2 separate regions of the Homo sapiens genome follow, and region 1 is linked to region 2. A link is a loop called in an ENCODE intact Hi-C map of the cell type or tissue named here. Cell type or tissue: PC-9. All regions are shown on one strand. Links, peaks and the distances in the headings refer to the core of each region. The heading gives the core; the rest is flanking DNA. Region 1 overlaps CPSF6 (cleavage and polyadenylation specific factor 6). Region 2 overlaps MDM2 (MDM2 proto-oncogene).

What was found. Hi-C counts contacts between places; a loop is a spot of excess contacts. Peaks named below come from ENCODE experiments on the same cell type or tissue, not always from the same donor. Only the 100,000 strongest peaks of a DNase experiment are listed, where the experiment ranks them.
Region 1: it touches region 2 in a loop (4-fold over the local background); 10 of 110 quality-filtered maps call a loop at or near these places.

Annotation. Positions count from the first base shown.
Region 1 is chr12:69,261,546-69,271,629 of GRCh38, reverse strand. It overlaps CPSF6 (cleavage and polyadenylation specific factor 6), which reads right to left. Exons shown (of 10, transcript NM_007007.3): 9 at 9,068-9,257; 10 at 1-2,118. The coding sequence ends at 9,071. Among named protein-coding and RNA genes, the nearest start is that of MIR1279, 6.6 kb to the left of the region's middle. In PC-9, for the core only: no CTCF peak of the experiment used is centred there; a DNase peak (open chromatin) is centred at 5,199; H3K27ac peaks cover 1,807 bases.
Region 2 is chr12:68,826,373-68,834,372 of GRCh38, reverse strand. MDM2 (MDM2 proto-oncogene) reads right to left here. Exons shown (of 11, transcript NM_002392.6): 8 at 5,442-5,602. Among named protein-coding and RNA genes, the nearest start is that of MDM2, 22 kb to the right of the region's middle. RefSeq lists a silencer at 2,797-3,038 and enhancers at 2,457-3,130, 4,034-4,213. In PC-9, for the core only: CTCF peaks have their summits at 3,763 and 3,962 (motif pointing left); DNase peaks (open chromatin) are centred at 3,952 and 7,052; H3K27ac peaks cover 1,392 bases.

The sequences.
Region 1 (10,084 bases), core at 1,251-9,250, 440 kb before region 2:
ACTCACACTGTCTGTAACGAAAGTCATGTAATGAGATCAGCCAAGCAAGGAGAAGAGTGATATAGAAGGAGCAATTAAAAGGTTCCATTGATAAAATATGAAAAGGTAAATAAAGGATTTAATTAGTATAAAATTTCCAGTTTCATTTCAAGTGCAGTTAGATTTTTGTGATTCCATTTTTAAACTGTTCAAAGAAAATTTTATTTTCATGGACATTTTACTTACCTTTTAACCCTTTACTATTAACTAATTTCTCTTGTAATATTTATATGTCCATACTTCTTCGCATTAGGGCATTGTAGTCAAAATATTAAAAAGCCAAGAAATGACACAACAATATACAGAAAACAGGAAAATTTTGATACAACTCTAAAATAATGTTAAAAAAGCAACCGCATTTTCAACAAAATGCTTTAAAAAATCATTTCTGAAAGTGAACAGTTCTGATAAACATCAACGATCCCATGCACAGATACTTCAAACACAAAATATTTTAAAATAAAACTGGCAGTGATATGGGTAATTCAAAACAGCTAATTTTGTCAGAAGTGGTTTGATAGCAGACAAGATGAAAGTGAAGAACAGCAGTGGAAATTTCTGGAGGGTTTCTACAGTTGCACATAACACAGTATCTAGGGTATTTTAACACTTTAAGCATTGTCCTAGAATTTGGGTACTCTTTAACAACCAATGTGTATTAACAGAAGATCTCTCAAAGATAATCAGATCTTAAAAACATATTAACGTGCTCAAGAATTTTAAGTCAAATTTCTGAAGTAGTGATTTCAAATTACATTCCCATAAAAACACCTAATCAAGTTGACACCCTGCCTCTGCCAATTTTGCAATCAAGAACACATGCTAGTCAGGTGCTTTTAAAGTGGGCCTATATGTAAGGCAGGTTTGAAAAAAATCTTTGATTAAGTAACTATAGCATGAATCAATACGGTGCATGAATATACATAGTATTCCTTAAACTGTGCAGACACGGTTTATCTGTAATTTCCCATTACAAATACTGGGGAATACAACCGAATGTTAATGAACATCACATCCTTCAAAAATTTATACCAATTGGAAAATATAAGGCTCTCTTTACTCACATTTACCTGCTGCAGGGCTGTATTTACACTGACTATGGCTTAAGAAATAAACCATAAGATCAATAAAAACAGCAAGTAATTGCAGCATCAAATCGGAATTGTCAAAATTTCTTCAATGTTAGCGGTTCACAATTAAGTGTTTCGGTACATCTGTGTTGTAATTAACCTGCATTACACATCAAATATGTACGGGTTTTTACTTATGTGTTAAAACCTCTGTTTTTTTGACCCCTTACACATTGACTAGATTGCTATGTCTGTCAAATCTCTATTTTTACAAGTTTACATACCATTCAGCAAAGTCACAAGCTAACTAGGTAAAAACAGCTAGAAAAGCAGAATATAGAAATATTAAATATCCATGTAATCACCTATTCTAATATCAAAATCAAGGGCAAAAGACACTTAATTACTATGTTTAATTCACTGAACGCAAGATTAGATTGAGGCATATCCAAAAACGCTATTGCAATGCTTTAAAGGACAGTAAAAATGTTGTCATAGTAACATTATCTTTAGATATTGCTGAACACAAGACTTTCCCTGAGGTGTAAACATCAAATAACTTGAACAGCTTTACACATCAGCCCCATTAAACAGTTTATTACAACACTACATCTATTGTAATCAAAGTGATGCTGTTTACAGACATTATCATATAAACATTTTTAACAAGAACAAACTACTACAAAAACAAGCATTTACTTGACTTTTTTTCCAATTGCTTGCACATCATAATGGCCAAATGTATATAACCAGTAATAAAGTTGCAAAAGCTATAACTTTTTAAATCACACAGGTTTCCTTCAAATAAAACAGTTAAGCAACATAAAAAATAAAAGTAGAGCTACTGGTTACCATTTATGCAGATTTGCTTTATTCAGATCTATTCCTGTTCATTTTATCCATGAATCCTTACAGGTTCAGTTCAATCACAAGAAGCAAACTGCTGGACAAGCGTCATTTTTCCCCCATGAAGACTGTTTTGTCTTGGAAGGTGATCCTCTTCCTTCAGCTGTAATGTGTCAAAATTTGTGATGTAGATTTTGCTATTCCCCAAAATACACAGAAAAACGCTGGCTTAACTATACATACACAAGTCGTGCATCTACTTCACTGTTATGTATTCTAACACAAAATAAGAATTAACTGAAACAGTAGCTGCCTTTGTGGTGGTGAAATGTTCCAATTTACCTGATGATTAAACTGAGACATTCTGATTTCATTCTTCTTAAATATTATTGCCTTATAAATTTAATGACTGAAGCAGTAATGAAAACATAGCAGCTACTGTTTCTGTGATGATGGAAACATTCATAAGTCATTTTCTAAAATATGCATACTACAAAAATAAATGGAAAATGCTTGGATGATTTTTATGTAAATATTTTTCATTCACCCACATATCAAGTCTATAAACTCATTTAACAATTAAATGCTGAACTAAATATAAAATGCAAAATTATTTTACAAATTAATTTATTTAACAGCATACAGGAACTTCTGCAAGTATTATAAATCAAATGGTGTTCCATGTTACAAAATTTGTAAGTAAGATTTATAAATAGAGTATGGACATTTAAATTAATGACATCCACGTACAAATCTTTAGACGTAATACAAATTTAAAACATTTACTTTACTTTTAGTCTATTCCACCTATATAGAAATACCTAACGTAGTATTATAAACTAACCAAAACAAGCTAAGTGGGAATCTACAATGATAAAGTTCATTTAAAACTCACATAAAAGAAAAAAAATAGAATAAAGTTGATAAACTAAAATTTAAAGAATACATATATATGCAAACTTCAGGTAGAGGTTCACAAGAAACATTCAATTAACTTGGATATAAGTAACCACTGAAACAGTCGGTAATGAAAGTATAAATGACAAGAAACCACTTCAATAATAAAGTGATTTAAGAGTCAAGAGGGCAGAAGGTTTTTTAAAATTTTTTTTCAGTTTGAACATGTTCATAGGGCACAGTTTAGTGATATTTTGAAATAAAAATAACTGAAAAATACTTTTTGCTCTACAATTAAGAGTTACTTCTGCCACTGCTATAAATTTTTCTATTATGTCCTTTCCTAGGTTGTATCTTAAGAGCATCAGTACATATATGCATTCACACTGCCTAGCAGTAATAACTTAAAATTTTAAAACTGCAAAAGAAAAAAAAATACAATCCAGACTTCTCTTTTATATATATAGTTTCTATATGCCTGTATCTTTCAGATAACTTCAGCCATTACTATTGTTATCTTTTATTGCATCTTCATCTTATGTTGATGAAGCTATTTAGTGAAACTATTTAATGGGGAAAAAATACAAAATGGCAGCTTTCAAATGTTTTATTTTTATTATCTGCACTACACTATTAAAAAACAGGTTTATGTATTAGAGAGAGACAAGGCATATGTTCTAACCTGAAATAATAATTACTGGGAAATTAATAAATCTAACTGCAAAAGAATGCTATCTCCCTAAATTTTCTGTTGCGCTGGAAGGGATAAAAAGTCATTAAGAGGGAAAAACTATTTAAAGTCATAGCAAAACAAAAATATTCAACTCTTCCATAAAACATATCACATACACTGCATCTTTGTGTCATTATCACTCCAGTGGAGAATTATACTATTTTTATATAGAGAATCCCATTTGTAAAATTGCAACACACATCTTTTCCCAGGACTAATGCACTCTTTTGTTTGATTATACTTTATAGATAGATCTTTTCTATTAATAAATCTAATTTTCACCATACAGACATAAAATATGGGGGATAGTCTAGCAGTTTTTATTTCTATTTCTAAACACTTTACATTTTATGCACTTGGAAATACAAATTTTACAGTCTTAAACGAAAGTGAATTTGAAGGCAATACAACCCATTTCCAATAATCCAATTCCATATTATACTCTCAAATGTCTAAGTAGGCAACTACATCAACAAAGATATCAAAAAGAAGCTTAAAAGTGACAAATACATTCAACGTCCATGTTTTCAATGTATCATTTGGTAAAATCTGTAATGTCAAAGCCACACAATTACTTGCTTTAGCTATTAATTATAAAAGAAAGGCCTATGTAAACAGATGTTAAAACAACTAAGATGATAAATGGAATCTACACCTTTTTAATAAAGTCTGTAAACTAAAGTGAGCACTAAGTAAAATTTCAACACACAGAGAAGTACTTGTATTTTAAGATACTATATCAAGCCATTATTAACAACTCAAATTATAACTGTTTCTGTTAGAAATTTATCTATGCACATTTGTTAGAATTAGTATTTTAAATTCATGGTAAATTCATCTTTTAAGATTTAAATAAATACTTGACAGGGCACTTTTATAGATTTTCACATTAATATACTGAATTAAAAGGATTCTCATAATTTTAGAGATGCACTACTAACTCAACGAAATAAAATTCACTTTTCTCTATCTGAAAATTTCTCCTTAATAAGAGGAATGGAAATGAGGTGGGCAAGAGAAATAATTATCTACATATGAGTTAACTCTAAAATCAAAATTCCTTCTTGTGTTGACTAGAACATATTACATAAAAACAATTCTAGTTATTGTAGATATTTACAAGAAGTTCTTGCTACCAAAACATTTCATATTTTCTTCTACCTCTGTACATAGTACTTACCTCATTTTAAGTAAAGCATTTTATTACTCTATAAAACACATACATAATTGCTCTTACAACCCAGTAAAATAGAAATAAACTTAATCACATTCAAAGAAAAATGAGGTTTGTTCCCAAAAGATTTACAAAATGAACATCTCAAAATAACCTGTTATTTATAATTCATGGAGAGTCAAAACATGCTACCACAAATTCATAAAATTTGGATAGCATAAATGGCACCCTTACCCCTTTTTGGTTATTAGGTTTCTTTAAACAACGTTAACTAAATATTCATTCAAGACAGAATTTACTCAAAACAATCTATTTTACAAACTAAAACAATGGTAGTAAATTTAACACTGAGATGACGGTGAGAGAGCAAGATGACTCACACTGGCATTGAATTTTTTTTCAACAGGGAACATTAATCATTTGTAAACAAAACTATATTCTTAAACCACAGTGAGCAAAACACACTATACATCCATTCAAGGGATCACTTCCTACTCCCTCTTGTAACTTCAATTAAGTCAGCTGTGTAGTGAGACAGGTTTTGTGAATACTCAAAGAAAAATCAGAGCTAAAGCAATGAAAGCTAGCATACATATCCAGATGAAGCAGAGCAGTTAGGATACATGGGAAAACAAGGAAACAGGGCTGGGAGCTATAACGCAGACCTCAGATAACCTAAGAGCTGCAGAAACAATTTTAAAATCTTATTATAACCAGTATCATTCACCAGGTAATTAAGAGAATTTAATTTTCACATAAGCCTCAAAGCAACACTAAGAAGAAAATGAAACATCTTTAACATGTAAGAATTTTTTTTATTCTTTTGGCTTTTTTTTTTTTTTTCAAAATTAACACAAAGCTAATAAGCTGAATACACAATGCAAAGCATCCTAAATCTTGGGCAATAACAAAATCTAAGATCCTAAGATCATGATATTTAAGGTAGGAAAAAAGTAATCAGACTAGACTGGGCGCGGTGGCTCACGCCTGTAATCAATCCCAGCACTTTGGGAGGCAGAGATGGGTGGATCACCTGACGTCGGGAGTTTGAGACCAGCCTGACCAACATGGAGAAACCCCATCTCTACTAAAACTACAAAATTAGCCGGGCGTGGTGCCACATGCCTGTAATCCTAGCTACTCCGGAGGCTAAGGCAGGAGAATTGCTTGAACCCAGGAGGTGAAGGTTGTGGTGAGCTGAGATTGTGCCACTGCACTCTAGACTGGGCAACAAGAGCAAGACTCCATCTCAAAAAAAAAAAAAAAAAAAAAGTAATCAGATAGCAAAGGCAAGTTATTTAATCCAGACCCCATACCCAATGCTTAAAAATTGTCATGGATGATTTGAGAATTGTAAAACCTCATAAAATAGAGAGAGGAAAAGCCTGAATAAAGAGTATTTTAAAAAAACATAATTTGGTTTCAGTAAACAAAGAAAAGCTGAATTGTTAACACAAATTTGCTGAGTAGGGATGTTCCAAAGAAGTGACAAGAGGAACGTAACCTTTTAAGTAACTCAACTATGAAACTAAAATTATTTCAGTAAAAAATGTACAATCGTAAAGCACTGAACTACTTTTATTTTGCTCAGAGTGGTCTGAGAATAGAGGTAGAAATTACAGAATATGAAGCACAACGTATTTACATACTGAAATTTACAATATTGGTATTTTCTCATTAAAATATTATCTATTTGAACTTAGATATTGAATACTTTTAGAAAAACCAATACATTTTAAAATGAGAGAATGCAATTAACATTACCAACAGTTCAAACACAAAAAAAAATTAAGATGGGACAGACATTAACAGCTTGCCAAGATCATTACGTTTCCAGTTAAAAAGTTAAGAACTTGCCCTTTTAGCCATTCATCATCACTTTAATAGATTACATTAGTATTTTATTTGTATACAGCCTTACTAGTGACATTCACTTTAGCTTTCAAATCACTCAGTCCATTTGGTCCATTTAAGATTTACATGAAAGCTCAAAAGGACTCATATTTTAAAACTTCTAAAAAGGTCAACAGACCTTATTATGATGGTGATCAAATTTGCAGATAGCTTTTGTTTTAAAGATTTACTTGAATATATTTAATCCCAGTCCCCACCCCTTTATTCAAGTCTACATCCACAATACTGTTTGATATAGCAAACGTACAATAATCCAGGATAACAGAATTTTTTGCACTAGAAATGCTTATGTAAAATTTTTCTTGGATGAAGGCACATACAGTATTACAACTCAATTCTGATTAATGTACAAACAAAACATGGAAATTCTGGTATGGTACATCAGTGATTAAGAAAAATGTCAACAATAGTTTGCACATTAGGAATTTGTAGTTTATGTCTGAATGTAATGAAACTCAAGTCATGATATATTTAGGTGTACCCATTACTAGAATGTAATGTTAGCTAACTCAAATAAGATTAACAATGGACTTTGTTTACTTGGTTGACTATGCTAGTTTTACTAAAACCAGTAGAAATTGTAATTAGTTAACTTTGGGCTTAAATTGGTTTAGAGGCCCCTTGATGGGCACATCCAATTTTGTAGATGAATTCAAGTTTCATTATCATGCCTTTACTAACAAGAAGCTTGCTGATAACTTATAAAGTCCAAAAAAATAGGTAACTTACAGAACCTGTACCCTTCTATAATGGAAATGACTGACATAGGTAAGCATTTCAACTAATAACCCAGTCACAATCCAGTTTAAGCAACTGATGGATATTGAGAATTTTTTCATTAAGATGGGATCAGATGTATTTAACTCAGGGGAAAAAAGTGCTACATCTTTAAAATTTAGTGTTTAGATTTACATAATACAACATTCAATTTTTACATTCAAAAACAATATCAATTTCAATAAGCTTAGTTTTAAAAGTAAAAGGTTTTTTTGCCTCATATTAAAAGAATGTTTTGAGATTTATATTAAATTTTGTAATACATGGAAAACTACAAATTAAAGTTTTGATATTCAATCTGCATATTCAAAATGCAAAGTATCAAAACCAGCCTTTTAACTCAAAAAGCCCTTAAAATTGTAAATAGTGTAGGAGCTTATATCTGTGTTCCATAAAAATAGCATGCTTATTTTCTAGGCATTTAAGGACTTCATTTGCGTATCTGTTATGGTTAAAGAAATTGGTATTCTGTCACAGAATTACATACACTTGATAAAACCTTTAATTTTGCCCATAACAATTTAAATACTAACAATTACCATGACTGAATTTTCAGTAAGTTTCCCATGATTACTGAAAATAATCACATAAAGAGTATTTACCTATGAGGGGTTTGTTTAGCCTTAATTTAATTTGAATATGCCAACCAACATATAAAGAAAAAATATTTTAATTTACAGAATAACCTTTGTGTCACATGCATAAGCCTTATAGTGCCCTCCCCCAGCTCTTCACATGAATAAATGCTATTAACAAATATAAAAAATAAAATTACATGTGAAAATGAAGCATAAACAGACAACTCTTCCCACTTCATGAAAAATGTACACAAGAAAGTTTTAAAATACAGAAAAAAAGACAATGATTATGATTTATGAATGAAACATCAAAGAAAATTATTTCAAGGTATTCTAAACTTGGGTATATGGCTTGACACAATTTAAAATTTTTAGATATAAATCAGTGCACCCTAAACCCATTTTAATTGATTAACTTTTACATCTTCTTTGCAAATTAAAGGATACTGTTTCTTTTAAAAACAAAAAGCAGATGTCAGGATAGTGTCTCTTCTAAAAAAAAAAATTTTTTTTTTAAAGGAAAATTCTCTTTGAATGTTGAGAAAACACCCTCCTGTATTATAAACTATTATTGTGTTAGATTTTCTCATAAATTTTTAGGGACAAATAAAACTAGTTCAAAAATAGTAACTTTCCATTTATTTTTAAAAATCCAAACACATAACATATATGTGAAATAACTCCCTGTGTTTTGTATTTTAAATTGCATGCAACCTATGTATGTGATACAAGAACCCCAATTTTTAGATTTTAGAAGTACACAATGAGTCCTCTTGATTATTTCCTTGCTTTGTTAAGACCATTAACTATTTGAAACCTGAAAGTGATAACTCAGCAATAAAATATTCATAAGATAAAGGGTCAAAATTTTTACCTGTCATTACTTACCTATAATTTGTTTCAGATGTTTCCAGAAGATTAAATTCACAAGTAGTTGGACCATTTAAAATGTAGGTATATACTGTATAAACAGTAGCCTTGGAGTTATAGTTACTGTTAAGAATACACACACATTTAACAGGGAACAAGGAATACCCACCTTCTAACGATGACGATATTCGCGCTCTCGGTCACGCTCTCGGTCACGGTCTCGGTCACGATCCCGGTGCCTCTCTCGTTCTCTGCTTCTCTCTCTGTAATAATCGTCATGACGGTCTCTACTACGGGATTTATGACGTCGACTCTTTTCTCGTGATCTACTATGGTCCCTCTCTCTTGATCGTTCACGTCTTCTAAAAGAAATTACTGGATTAATGCTCTCCATAATTAGATAGCCTAAAAATATTCAATTTTTTGATGTCTAAAAAAACTTAGGCAGCAAAAATTCTTTGTAAATCTGGTTTAAACTTACTATCCTGAGCTGCCAATAACGACTTACCAACTCACCAGGTAAGCATGAACCAGAAATTTCACTATTAAAAACATTAACAAAAAAATCAGCAACCAGACACATCACAGAAATGCATCACATCATCTATTAAACTAGTAGCCTAAAACAGATGTGTAGTATTTACTGAATGCACAAATAGAAAGGTAAAGGGAAAATTTCAAAGCACTCGTGTTTCAAGCTAAAGAACATCTACAATATGGTTTTTTTAGATATAAAAGTCATGAAATCACAACACACAATGGGGCTTAAATACATGAATATGACAACCTCTTAACATATGGTTCATGAGCAGCATCCAACACAAAGAAACCTTCTAATACGCATGTTATATTCAGGGGAGGAGAAGAGGCATGGGAGAGGGCTAACAATTATGACCAGTAGCAAGAATAGATATAGTATTCACATTGTATTTAATAAGTAGAAATGTTTCATGAACTGCGATTTTTTAAAAACAAATAATTTAACCAAAGCTTACTACCCAAAAGACTTCTATAAATTCTGCTAAATTCACAGTAAGGAAATAATAACTGTCTACGAAATAATATTTATGTCTTGTATTTCTGCACCAGACAGCTAAGCTTAGCAAACATTAGGTGCTAAAATCCTTGATCAAGGCCTAAGTTATTACTTTGTTTTTTCAAGATAGGGTCTCTCTCTCTCTCTCTG
Region 2 (8,000 bases), core at 1-8,000:
CCTCCGGGGTTCAAGCTATTCTCCTGCCTCAGCCTCCCAAGTAGCTGAGATTACAGGTGTCCACTACCACACCCGGCTAATTTTTATGTTTTTAGTGGAGACGGGGTTTCGTCATGTTGGCTGGGCTGGTCTCGAAATCCTGACCTCTAGTGATCCGCCACCTCGGCCTCCCAAAATGCTGGGATTACACCTGTGAGCCACCTCGCCCAGCCCATATCATTTAACTTCTAAAGGCTGTAGCTACTTCATCTAGAAAAGGAGCTTAGATTAAATGATTTCCATATCTGTATCAGTTTTAAAAACAGAAACAAAGTATATTATTTTACAGCCTCTGACATCAAAAGACTTTTTTAGAGTAATGTTAGGAAGGAGAGTAAAAGCAACATTCATCAAGTTGCAGCTCAAATTCCTAACAAGGGCTCTACTACCAATCAGATTAGAATCACAAGTCAAGTTAGGATACAATTAACACTAACAAAGTAACCCAACAAACCAAATACTTCAACTAACTAAAGTCTTTAGTGCACTAATTTTAGAATAAGGGGGTAAATCACAAGAAACATTAAATCTCAGAAAACATACTCTACGGTAGGGGTCTGCAAACTGTGGCCCATCACCCATCGACTTTTATAAATAAAGTTTTATTGAACACAGCCATGCCTATTTGTTGACTTGTTGTCTACAGTTGCTCCTGCATTACAAGAGCGGGGCTGAGTAGCTGTGACAGAAACCATGGCCCGGCAGAGCCCAAATAATTAACTATGTGGCTCTTTACAGAAAGTTTGCCAACTCCTGTCCTAGGATACTATAAAAATACTATAAAAAATACCATGAAAAAATGCAATATTGGGAGTGGTTTTTAAAGTTTTGGCTAATGTTCGCAAAAGAATGCCCCAGAAACTATTAAATTATCTCTCTCTATATATATTTTTAAAATATATAAAATAAATATTTAAAATATATATTTATATTTATATAAATAGTAATATATATAATATATACAGGTGCCTGCCCATTTATATTTACATAAATATATATTTTTATATTTATATAATTATATTTTTATATTTATATAAATATATATATTTATATTTATATAAATATATAATTATATAAATATATATAACAATGTAATATATAATATACATTAATATATAATAGATTTATAATTATATATTATATATTTATACATTATTTAAATATAAATATATATATATATATATTTTTTTTTTTTTTTTTTTTTTTTGGAGACAGAGTCTCGCTCTGTCACCCAGGCTGGAGTGCAGTGGCACCATCTCGGCTCACTGCAAGCTCCACCTCCTGGGTTCACGCCATTCTCCTGCCTCAGCCTCCCCAGTGGCTGGGACTATAGGTGCCCGCCACCACGCCCGGCTAATTTTTTGTATTTTTAGTAGAGACGGGGTTTCGCCGTGTTAGCCAGGATGGTCTCGATCTCCTGACCTTGTGATCCGCCCGCCTCAGCCTCCCAAAGTGCTGGGATTACAAGCATGAGCCACTGCACCAGACCTAAATACTATATATTTAAAAAGCATCAGGCTGGAGGTGGTGGCTCATGCCTGTAATCCCAATACTCTGGGAGCCAAAGCAGGAGAATCACATAAGCCCAGCGGTTTGAGACCAGCCTGGGCAACAGGCCAAGATCTCATCTCTGAAAAAAAAAAAGTAAAAAAAATTAGCCAGGTGTGGTGGTGCACACCTGTAGTCCCAGCTAACTCTCAAGGCTGAGGAGGAAGGATTGCTTGAACCCAGGAGGTTGAGGTTGCAGTAAGCCATGATCATGCGCTGCACTCCCGCCTGGGCAACGGAGTGAGAGACTGTCTCAAAAATTTAAAAAATATATATTTTTTTAAGCATCAGATAGGCTTGCTCTGCAAAGATCTTAGATCTTTGTAGTCAAAAATACCTAGAATTGTTTGAATTCCAATTGTGACAATTAGTTGTAGGAACCTTAAACAAGTTATTTAAAACCCCAGTCTTAGCTAAAAATGGAATCTGAGGCTGCAAAGATGACAGAAGATCATAATATAAACTGCATGGTGTACAGTCTAGAACACAGTCTTAGTTTCCCACAATTTATTAAACCCCAAAGAAAGAAAAGATGGGAGAGGAATGCACTTTCCTTTAACTCCCTTCACAAACTGGTGAATGATGACACCCAATGATGACTACAACATTCTCAAATGAGGGAAATTAAAACGAAGAAGAAAAAAAAACTGGCCCTACCAAAAGCTTTCACAACTAGGGACTTAACCTGAAAAACGAGATTTTGTTGTTGTTGTTTGAGATGGAATTTCGTTCTCGTTGCCCAGGCTGCAGTGCAATGGCGTGATCTCAGCTCACTGCAACCTCCGCCTCCCGGGTTCAAGCGATTCTCCTGTCTCAGCCTCCTGAGTAGCTAGATTACAGGTGCCCGCCACTATGCCCAGCTAATTTTTGGTATTTTTAGTAGAGATGGGTTTTCACAACATGTTGGCGAGGCTGGTCCTGAACTCCTGACCTCAGGTGATCCGCCCGCCTGGGCCTTCCAAAGTGCTGGGATTACAGGCATGAGCCACCACGCCCGGCTGAGATTTTTTATAGATAGGATTTTTTAAGAGAATGCAGGACAGGACTAACAAAAAGAAAAAAAGAAATACCCCTCTACTCCACACGAGTTATTAAGAAATTATTTTAGGCAAATGGAGAGGAAAAGTGGTCCTTGGAAGGTTTTTCGTAGCTCCAGAAAAATTTCTTGTCTAGCATAAAAGCCCTGGCTCTTAAAGGCTGGCAACCTTTAAGATGCAAATGCAAGAGGGTCCACCCAACATGGCGATTCCCACCGTTGTCCTCTTGCCCTTGCTCCATCAGGTACCTAACAGCATGGCCGCCCCCACATAACCCCGTGTGTAAAATGTCATGGCATCCTGCATTTGTGTATTAAAGGACTGGGGTGGGAGGGCCAGTTTTCTTGAGGGCTAAATGACATGCCTGGTCAAACCAATCCTCTGAGCCCTATGCAAATAAGACACCACCCCCTCCAGCCGTCACATAAAACTGGCTAGTATTGTCAGAATGTAAGGTCTCCTCTTTCAGCTTTAGAGCCCCCCTCCCTCTGTCTGTGTAAGGGGGAGCTTCTTCCTTCTGCCTTCTCCCTTCTTGCCTATTAAACGCTCTGCTCCTTAAAACCACTCCACGTGTGTCCGTGTCGTTTTATCTAATTCAACTCAAAACAAAAAACCTGGTGTTCCTCTACTCCTCAAAGCCATATCAGTAACAAGGCAGTGTCCCAGGTACAAAGCAGGAACAAGGACTCTAAATATCATTCAGCTAGAATTCTGATATAACTTTAACAAAAACTATACATTAAATAGGGGTCCGGGCAGGTGGCTCACATCTGTAATCCCAACACTTTGGGAGGCCAAGGCAGGCAGATCACTTGAGGTCAGGAGCTCAAGACCAGCCTGGCCAACATAGTGAAACCCCATCTCTACTAAAAATACAAAAATTAGCCAGGTGTGGTGATGGGAGCCTGTAATCCCAGCTACTCAGGAGGCTGAGACATGAGAATCGCCTGAACCGGGGAGGTGGAGGTTGCAGTGAGCCAAGATTGCACCACTGCACTCCAGCCTGGGAGACAGAGAGACTCAATCTCAATAAATAAATAAATAGGGTATAATAATTCTCTTTTTAACCAAACTTGTAGGTTGGATACTCATCAAGTTTTAATTGGATTCAATTTTATCACATATATTTCCGCTCAAGAGCCTATTTTTTCCACTGGATTTATTAAATGTTTTCATTTTTGTCATTAATGATCTATCTCCCAATGAAGGCAAGAACCATATCTACCTTGACTACCACTGTATCTGCAGTGCCATCTCAACTGTATGGAATTTGGTATAAACTTAAATATCTACAAATGAAGAACCTGCTCTCAGACTGAGCAGGAGCTCATCATGCCATCTAGCGGTCTACATAAGTAACAGCTCCGTTAGGTACAGTAACTCTAGAGGGCAGGTATGCGTTCATACAATCACTGCTTTGGAAGAGAAAAAAAGATAATACAGGAAGTAACAAGAATAGGTAAAAGACTAGGATTACTATCACAATTGGTTCCACTTCCTACATCTTCTAGAGTACTATACAATGATTACTAATACCCAGAATAATGGCCATGAGACACTGCCATATTACCAAAAAATGTATCCAATCCTTTGGTTTCCGTGGGCGACATTGGAAGAATTGTCTTGGGCCACACATAAAATACACTAACAATAGCTGATGAGCAGAAAAAAAATTGTAAAAAAAAAAATCATAATATTTTAAGAAAGTTTATGAATTTGTGTTGGGCCACATTCAAAGCCATCCTGGCATATGGCCCACAGGCCATGGGTTGGACAAGCTTGATTAAAGACATACAAAACAAAATATTCCATTTGTCAAGCATTCTTGTTAACAAAAAAATTTTTTACCAAACTTCTTTCAGTGACATCTCTTAAGAAATGCTGCTCACTAATATTTTGGAAGTCTGTATTAGTAATGAGAAAGTACTGATACTCTCCCGTCATCCATGCAATAATAAACCTGCATTTTTTTTTTTTTTTTTTGAGATGGAGTCTCGCTCTGTCACCCAGGCTAGAGTGCAGTGGCACAATCTCAGCTCACTGCAACCTCCAACTCCTGGGTTCGAGCGATTCTCCTGCCTCAGGCCCCCAAGTAGCTGGGACTGCAAGCATGCGCCACCACGCCTGGCTAATTTTTGTATTTTCAGTAAAGACATGGTTTCATCTTGTTGGCCATGCTGGTCTTGAACTCCTGACCTCAGGTGATCCACCCGCCTCAGCCTCCGAAAGTACTGATTACAGGCATGAGCCACCGCACCCAGCCCAGTATAAACCTGTATTTTACAGCATAAGTAAATAGAACTTACCTGATGTCTAGACCTATTTGGCAAATGTTAAGTTCAGACTATGCTGACTTTTTTGCTGATGGCTGTAATAAAATATATTTTTACTCTAAATAGTCAAATTTGCCTTAAAATGCTAAAATATTTAACTGAACCAAATTTTTGGTTTTGTTCCTTTTTTAAAAAGTGTAACTCTCAAATTCTCAAACAACTCTATACTCCAATTTATTTGACTGTACTATTGGTGCAGTGGTCCACAAATATTCTCTAATACATACAGTGACATTGATAATTACTAATACTACTACTAATTTTACCAATACCGGTGTTACTCCACTATTTTCCACATTTCTCACAATACCTTGGGTTGAAGGTGGAGATCAATATAGTAGTTTTATTTTAAAGTAAAATTTAGCACTGTGTTTTCTATCAATCTCGTAAGACACATGTACATTCTATCCGTATCCTTATTAGGACTGCCAGGACTAGACTTTGAACAGTAAGAGTCTTGCCTTACTTAAAATGAGAACATTACCGGATTCGATGGCGTCCCTGTAGATTCACTGCTACTGCTTCTTTCACAACATATCTCCCTTATTACACACAGAGCCAGGCTTTCATCAAAGGAAAGGGAAATACTATCAGATTTGTGGCGTTTTCTTTGTCGTTCACCAGATAATTCATCTGAATTTTCTTCTGGATATGTAAGGAAAAAAAATAAATTGCTGTACTGTGATTTAGAAAATTGAGCTGTTTTGAGTACCTATTTGTACAGAAACTTAGTTTCAATAAAATTAGTTCAAAAGTTAACACTGTTTTATTGAATCTGTCCAACTGTTACAGCAGAACACTATCTGTGTGTATTTATTTATTTGTTTATTTATTTATTGTCTGAGAAAGGGTCTTGCTCTGTCACCCAGGCTGGAGTACAGAGGCACAATCTCGGCTCACTGCAACCTCTGCCTCATGGGCTCAAGTGATCCTCCCACCTCAACCTCAGCCTCCCGAGTAGCTGGTACCATAGGAACGGTACCATAGGAATGCACCATTTTGTATTTTTTGCATAGACAGGGTTTCACCATGTTGCCTAGGCTGAGAATACTATTTTTAAAAAGCTTTCTATTCTTCTTTCAGAACTTTATCTCCATACATCACAATTTAATCTATCTAATAAAGTTTTTATTAACCAAAAAATCTAGGAATTTTTTTCTGTCAAAACCAAACTTTAAAATATAAGAGCTCATCTGTTTTTTTCCGAAAAGAGCCAAAGTGTTTAATTTACTCATATGGTATTCTTAATGTTTCAATTTCTTCAGTACCCTACACTTTTTCTTTTGAGACAGAGTCACACTCGACCACCCAGGCTGGAGTGCAGTGGTACATTCTCAGCTCATTGCAACCTCTGCCTCCCAGGTTCAAGTGATTCTTGTGACTTCAGCTTCCAAGTAGCTGGGATTAAAGGTGCACACCACCATGCCTGGATAATTTTTGTATTTTTGGTAGAGACAGGGTTTCACCATGTTGGCCACACTGGTCTCAAACTCCTGGCCTTAAGTGATCCTCCTGCCTCAGCCTCCCAAAGTGCTGGGATTACAGGCCTAAGCCACTAAGCCCGGCTCTTCAGTACCCTATATTTTAAACAGAAATCAAAACCAGTAAAAAGTTTCCATTTCATTTTAAATAATAAATTATCTCTGAATGGGTCAGAATGTTAGACAAATCCGTTAGACATAAATGAGAATACTACCTTATACTAGACATAAAAATGAATTCCAGGTGGATTAAAGATCTAAATATAAAGAACAAAACCATTCAAGTACCTATAACAAAATATTCTTATAATGCTGGGGTGGAGAAGTATTTCATAATACTGCAAAGTCCTCAATAAAAAGACTATCAAGATTAGACCATGTCAAGGTTTACATGACAAAATAAAATACCAAACAAAAGTTAAAAGGCAAAGGTCAAATTCGAAGATAATATCTGCAACATATATAGTAAAAATTACCCATAGTATACATATTATACAAAGTCCTACCAAATCAAGATAGACTGTATTTTCTTTTAAGGAAACAGGAAAAAGCAAGTCACAGAAGAAATACAAATGACTAATAAACATATGAAAAATCTTGAGTCATGTACTTGAGTAATAGAAAAAAAAACTCTTACCTCCTAGGGATCAAAGAAATGCAAAGTGAAATGATATCATTTTTCACCCATGAGAATGACAAAAATTAAAATGAGATAGTATCACAGATTTCTGAAAGGACTTTTTTTATCATTTTCTTGAGACAAAGTCTCACTCTTGTCCCCCAGGCTGGAGTATAATGGCACAATCTCGGCACACTGCAACCTCCACCTCCTGGGTTCAAGCAATTCTCCTGCCTCAGCCTCCTGAATAGCTGGGACTACAGGTGCCCACCACTGTGCCCGGCTAATTTTTTTTGTATTTTTAGTAGAGACGGGGTTTCACCGTGTTAGCCAGGATGGTCTCAATCTCCTGACCTCGTGATCCTCCCTCCTCGGCCTCCCAAGGTGCTGGGATTACAGGCGTGAGCCACTGGACCTGGCCGGGATTTTTACGTTTTATCGAGATCACAAGTTCTGCACGTGAGTTCTTAATCATGTTTGTGTTCCCTATTTTTAAAAAGGTGATCTTGGCCGGGCTGCAATTATAAATAATGCTGTAATTAGTATCTCTACATATAAATCTTTGAATTTTTTATTACATCCTTAGGATAGATTACTAGAAATGGAGTTACTAGGATAATGTTAAGAACTCTAAGACTTTTTTTTCTTTTCTTTTTTTTTTTTTTTTAAGAGGGAGTCTCACTCTGTACCCCAGGCTGGAGTGCAGTGGTGCGACCTTGGTTCACTGCAACCTCCACATCCCAGGTTCAAGCGATTCTCCTGCCTCAGCCTCCCAAGTAGCTGGGATTACAGGCGCCTGCCACCACACCTGGCTAATTTTTGTATTTTTAATAGAGATGGGGTTTCACCATGTTGGCCAGGTTGGTCTCGAACTCTTAACCTCAAGAGATCCACCCGCTTCGGCCTTCCAAAGTGCTGGGATTACAGGTGTGAGCCACCGCAC